Regions from separate parts of the Homo sapiens genome. Here region 2 is linked to region 1. A link is a contact called in ENCODE Hi-C data. All regions are on one chromosome and are shown on one strand. The core of a region is the stretch at or near the end of the contact, and the rest is flanking DNA. Distances in the headings are between cores, read along the strand shown.

Region 1 (3,334 bases), core at 253-2,752:
TGTAAAAAATTCAATCTAACTAATTGTTGCCTGAAAATCAAAAATAATAAAAAAGCAATTATAAAAATAACTACAAAAATAAAAAAATTAGCCCACGTTCCAGTTCAAACTTGGAAAGAGTAGTCTCCAGATTCTCTCTTTGGAGGCTAGTTTTCATTTTTTGGAGGGTTCAAAACTTTAATAGGAGTGGTTTTAGCCACACTAAAAAGTTTCCTAATACTCCCTTGTCTGTTACCTCTCATTGTTAGAAGTATTCAATCAACTATAGAGGCAATAGTAGCTAGAAAAATCAACACTCAGCTAATAGCTCTGCGTAAATATCAACCTTTGTGTTAAAAAAAAACAAAACTTGTCTCTTCAGGCAAAACTAAGTAATAGTAATGCTTTCTATTAAACTTCTTTCATAAAAATCATCAAACGGGGGAAACTGAGGCAAAAATTTAAAAATAATAATAAGTACTACATGTATTCACTCCAAGAAAAGTAAAAGCTAAGGCCCAGAATGTGGCAAGGCAGGGGTTTAAAAAAAACAAAGAAAAGAACAAGTTTTCCTCCACCTAGCAAGCTCATTTCAAGGACAGTTATAAAATAACGCTGTCCAAATAGCCAAGGCCAAAGGAATGGGCTCCAAACACCCCATCCCTTCCAGAGCAAGGTTAAAAAAACAAAAACAAACAAACAAACAAAAAAACACACACACAAAAAACCAGATTCTTTACTGTTACTCTTTTCCCATGCGTCCTCACGGCAGAAGGCAGCCTTTCTGTTACATCTAGGAATTGAACAGAAAGAGGACAGCCCAAGCCTCATTTCAGAGAGGTCTGGTATACTCTTAGAAATCTATGAGACGGTCATCCCTAAATCCATTAATGTTTTTTCTCTCTGAAGAGAATCAAGGGAAACTGATGCTTCAGAAAGATGCCCCATATTACCCTGTGACACTCAAAGTCCCCCAGATTGAGACATGAGGAAGATTCAAGCTGTCAAGTTCAGTTTCCCAAGATCTCTTTCATGGTAAATAAGCAAATCTCACTCCAGGCAGGGTCTGGGCTGTTAAGGGGAGGGGCTGACTGACAAGACTTTGATGGGGGGAGCCCAGTGGCACTTGGGGGCCCAGCCCAGTAAGCCTCGGGAGTGGCATGAGCTCTGGCCGCAGTCCTGCCATCAGAGGGATTCTGGGGCTGGGTGGGGGAGGCCATCACCTGGCGATAGTACCTTTTTCTTTGCAGCCGCCAATTTGCTCTGTAGGGTTTCTTCAGACATTGCAGGGCAGGAAGGAATGTGGGGTTGGGGCCACGTCAGCTAGATTGCGGCTTACCACTGGGGAACAATTCCTGTCGGCCACCGCGCAACTGTGCGACTGACCAGAGGAGGCGTAACCAGGGCCTACTACAGCGCAGAATAGGGGGCGTGGCCGCCATCCTCCAAGTCCATTGGTCGATGAGAAAGATGACAGAGAAAGGAGGCGAGGCCAGGCAGCAGCGCGTCCAGGTGGGTGTGAGGCGTCACAAGGAAAGCTGAGCAGGCAATTGCTGCCCCGCCCACTCTGGGAAGAGGGGCGGGGCCGCCCGCTCCAGAGGGACGGAAGCGGCGGGGCCGCCGGATCCAGGGACAATGGGGTGGGGCGGGCTTTCCCTGGGTGGGCGCAGCGGCTTCCTGGGTCCCCCTCACGCTCTGGGTCAGAGTTCCTTTACAGGCGGACCTGAGAGGCAACTCACCGACTCCTGCCCTGGACCCTCCTGCGCCACTGAACCCCCTGACCTGGGAGCCTCGGAACCTAGGGCTCAGGAGGTGGGTGAGGAACGGACTCCACAGTTTCTTTCCTGACTCCTCACAGCCCTGCCCCAGACCTTCCCTTCCCAGAAATCACCTCCAAGGACCCCTAATCAATGTTCCAGACGCCTACCTCTCGGAACGCCCCATTCCTAGAGGGTCCCTACCCTGATTCCGGGAGCACATTTGCCCCCCTTTCCAGCTGGATCCAGTCCCGGGCTCTCCTGCTTCCCAGCTCCTCCTCCCGCACCCAACAGCACCCCTTTCCTCTCAGAGCGGCCGTGGGTCCCATCAGGCTTTCCCCTCGGATCCTCTGCAGATGAACCAGGACTTATCCGAAGGTACCAAGTGAACTTCTAGGAAAAGTCCAATTCTCAGATGCTGGATGTCTTCCAAAAATGAAGCAAATTAGTAACTTAGTAGCTGAGTCAACTAATCCTGTTAGATGGTCAACACTGGTTTTTTTATTTTAATATTTTTAAGTGGCAACTCTAGTGTGTGAGAAAATTAATGTGACAGCTGAATTTGTAGAAAGCTGCTTTGACTCTCTTGGGCCCCTTCATAAGCCCTGGAACTAAATAAAAGTCTAGTGAATACAGGTAAGCTCCCTTCTTTTTCTCCATATTTACCCCTCACTTCAACTATAATTTCACAGGTCCCTTTTTCCACATTCAAGGTGGTTGATAATAAAGTGGGAATGTACAGGATTCTCTTTAATCCTGAATTAGCAATCCAAAAATTAGAATTTGTTGCATTCTTAGAACTACGGTCAGGGTTCCTGAGCAGGTACTCAAGCAGACACAAAGACAAAACTTCCATTTTATTTCAGAAGAACCTCCATAATCCCATGCATTAATTCCCATCATAAATCATCTCATCTCATCCATCTATCTTTCATCTATCTATCATCTATCTGTCATCTGTTATCTATCATATAACGATAATTCATCTATCATCTATCATTCATCTGTCTATAATCCATCTATTTATCATCTATGTATCATATATCGATCATTCATCTATCATCTATCATGTATTGATCATTCATCTATCTGTCATCTATCATTCATCTATCATCTATCATTCATCTATCACCTATCATCTATCATATATCGATAATTCATCTATCATCTATCATATTCATCTATCATCTATTATTCATCTGTCGATCATCTATCATTCATCTATTTATCATCTATCATATATTGATAATCTATCATCTATCGTGTATCAATCATCTATTATCTATCATCTATCTGTCATCTATCATATATTGATCATCTATCTATCACCTATCTATCTATATATCATCTATCTATTTATTATCTCTCTCTCTCTCTCCTCTATTAGTACTGTTTCTTTGGAGAACCCCTAGTACATATACTCTTTTTCCTGGCTCTTTGAGTATAAGGTGATTTGCTAGGGTTAAGAATGTAGCCTCCTGGTAGGCTGCAGCGAGTTGAGATCGCACCACTGCACTCCAGCATGGGTGAAAGAGCGAGACTTCATCAAAAAAACAACAAAAAAAGAATGTAGCCTCCTGTAACCACTAGCTCATTCC
Region 2 (3,316 bases), core at 98-2,597, 110 kb before region 1:
ATTTTCCACTTACAATACAGTGTTTATAAAGTGCAATGCTATTTCCTTCCCCTGTGCATATGTTCCATATTCAAATACTGAGAATGCCCAGTAACTTACTATAGCAGCTTAACTTTTTAAACCTCCCACAGAATTTGCTACAAATTTAGGTCCTTCAAATGAGAAAACATCTTTTTCAATATGCCATCTAATGCTTTGTCAAAAAATGATTAATTAAAATACGGTATATAAAAGGTACACTAAAAAACAAATAATAAATAATGTAAATTAGGGAGAGGAAGTTGGCATTTGAGATTTTCAGAAGAAACTGAAAATTCAGTATTTTACTGCAAGCCAGAGTTAGGCTGCAGAAATGGGGTGTGGGGGGTTGCCTTGAGACCCTGCTTGGGACCCATGTGAAACATGCAAGGGAAAATCAGTCCCACGTGGCGGCAAATAGACTGAGGTGGCTCCAATCCCTGGATTCCTAATTTTAAAAAATCTAACTCAAATGCATTTTTTTAATAGAAATTACTACATTGGGGGAAACAAAATTCAGGCTTAAAAAATGATAAACTGCCAAGTAAGTTCTGATTACACAACCAGGAAATTTCTAGGCTTAAAGTGAAAATTAAGAAACTACGTAAATGTACCTAACCGATTACTGAATTTGGGTATTTTCATCATGCATCTTTCCTTCAAGATCTTTTCATGGCCCACAAACTACAACCCATAGCTGGGAGCTCTACAATTTTTGAACCGCTCCTTGTTTAAATTCTTAAGTACTGTCGCGATAATTCCCATACATTTTTAATAGGCGAAAAGAGGAACTAGGAACCCCATAAACCAAACAAAAGCTCTTTCCATTCATGAACCCTCACCCCCAGCACCCCGAGTCAGGATTCTGCCGACGACCCTCTCGTGGTCCCTGCACAATCTGGGAGAGACGCGGCACTGCGCGTGCAGAGCTGCCCAGAGAGGGCTCCAGCTCAGGGCACAGTCACTGGGCAGGGAAGAGACAGGACGCCCGGAGCCTGGCTGTCAGCGCAGCCGCCATCTTATCGCTGAAGGGGACTGAGGCCGAGCTAGGCAAGGAGAACTAGGGGCACGGATTGTGGAGCTGACAGCGGGGAGGCCTGAGTCCCGCCACAGCCTCTTCCCACCGGTTCCAACCAGCCCCTTCTCCTCTCTAGGGATGTCGGACTCGGCACTCTCACCATTTCTAGGCTTCCAAGGGGTCCTGGCATCTTAGCTGTGGATTCCCAATACCTGCAGGTCACAGGGCCACAGAGGCTGGGCCTCTACGAGCAGAGGACACAGAAGGGCGAAGACGAGACCAGGAACTCCGGCTGCAGCGAGAGACAAAGACCCCGCCACATCCCGGAAGCCGCCCTTTCCGCTCCAACCGCGTGCCTGATTGGACAGTTCCCAGGCCAGCGTCTCTGACTTGTTAACGTTTAAGATCCCTCGCCCTCACGCCCTGAGTGACAGAAGATGTGACCAAATGCTGGGCTGAATGAAGAAAGACTGACAGCCGAAGGTGCCCCCTTTTCAGGCAGGGCTTCCTCCCTGAGGTGAGCTAAGCCCACCCAGAGGGTGTTTGCCTTAAACCTTGTATATAAGGTCTCATGTATTTGTAAATAATATACTATACGGCTGCTCACACATGGAAAGAATAGAATAACAATTATTTTTAAATTTCTGCTTTTTTTTTTTTTTTGAGACGGAATCTCGCTGTGTCGCCCAGGCTGGAGTGCAGTGGCACGACCTCAGCTCACTGCAACCTCCGCCTCTCGGGTTCAAGCGATTCTTCTGCCTCAGCCTCCCGAGTAGCTGAAATTACAGGCGCGCGCCACCACGCCCTGCTAATTTTTGTATTTTTAGTAGAGACGGGGTTTTCACCATGTTGGTCAGGGTGGTCTACGATCTCCTGACCTCATGATCCGCCCGCCTCGGTCTCCCAAAGTGCTGGGATTACAGGCGTGAGCCACCGCACCTAGCCTGAATTTCGGCTTTTATAACCTTCCTGGCTCTGGTCCTTTGAACAGGCAGCCTGAGATAGTTTTTGTTTTGTGTTAAGATGGAGTCTTGCTCTGTCGCCCAGGCTGGAGTGCAATGGCGCGATCTTGGCTCACTGTAACCTCTGCCTCCCGGGTTCCAGTGATTTTCCTGCCTCAGCCTCCCGAGTAGCTGGAATTACAGTCATGCGCCACCATGCCCGGCTAATTTTTTTGTATTTTTATTAGAGACCAGGTTTCACCATGTTGGCCAGGCTGAACTCCCAGGTGATCCGCCCGCTTTGGCCTCGCAAAGTGCTGGGATTACAGGCGTGAGCCACCGCGCCCAACTAACCTGAGGTTTTTAAAAGGACACAATCCTTCTAAGTAAAATGTGAGCCACATGTGAATTTTAAATTTCCTACTAGCCAAACTTTAAAAACAAGGAACACACGGGGCACGGTGGCTCACGCCTGTAATTCCAGCACTTTGGGAGGCGAAAGCGGGCGGATCCCGAGGTCAGGTGTTCGAGATCAGCCTGCCCAACATGGTGAAACTCCGTCTCTACTAAAAATACAAAAATTAGCGTGGTGTGGTGGCGGGCCCCTGTAATCCCAGCTACTCGGGAGGCTGAGGCGGGAGAATGGTTTGAACCTGGGAGGCAGAGGTCACAGCAAGCTGAGACTGTACCACTGTACTCCAGCCTGCACGACAGAGTGAGACTGTCTCAATGAAATAAAAATAAAAATACTTTGGCCGGGCGCGGTGGCTCACACCTGTAGTCCCAGCACTTTGGGAGGCTGAGGCGGATGGATCATGAGGTCAGAACATTGAGACCATCCTGGCCAACATGGTGAAACCGCGTCTCTACTAAAAATACAAAAATTATCTGTGCGTGGTGGTGTGTGCCTGTAATCCCAGCTACTCAGGACGCCGAGGCAGGGGAATCGATTGAACAAGGGAGTTGGAGGTTGCAGTGAGCCAAGATCGCGCCACTGCACTCCAGCCTGGGCGACAGAGTGAGACTCCATCTCAGAAAAAAAATAAAAAATAAAAACGCTTTTTGATACGTGTGGGCTATTTATGATTTTCAACACTGATTAAAAGTACTGTGCCTGAACCAACCTCTTACCTTAAAATCAAATGACTATAGACAGACCTGCTAGGAAGACATTTCATTTCTTTCTTACTTTTTTTTTTTATTTTTTTAGAGTCTGGCTCTGTTGCTCAGACTGGAGTGCAGTGGCGTGATCTCGGCTCACTGCCACCTCAACCTCCTGGCTTGAAGCCATTCTGGTGTCTCAGCATCTCGAGTAGCTGAGAATTCGGGCGTGCGCCAC

The links. A loop is a pair of places that touch in the nucleus more often than their neighbours do.
Region 2: a map of sigmoid colon shows a loop between it and region 1 (2.2-fold over the local background). The contact joins the promoter of ZNF98 here to the promoter of LINC01233 in region 1. A Hi-C loop is called at or near these places in 1 of 168 maps with a recorded cell type or tissue (sigmoid colon).

The regions. Positions count from the first base shown.
Region 1 is chr19:22,531,124-22,534,457 of GRCh38, forward strand. LINC01233 (long intergenic non-protein coding RNA 1233) reads left to right here and starts at 1,503. Exons shown (of 2, transcript NR_110664.1): 1 at 1,503-1,791; 2 at 2,093-2,371. LOC105376917 (a long non-coding RNA gene) reads right to left here and starts at 1,362. Exons shown (of 2, transcript NR_160728.1): 1 at 1,216-1,362.
Region 2 is chr19:22,420,999-22,424,314 of GRCh38, forward strand. ZNF98 (zinc finger protein 98) reads right to left here and starts at 1,348. Exons shown (of 4, transcript NM_001098626.2): 1 at 1,197-1,348. The coding sequence starts at 1,226.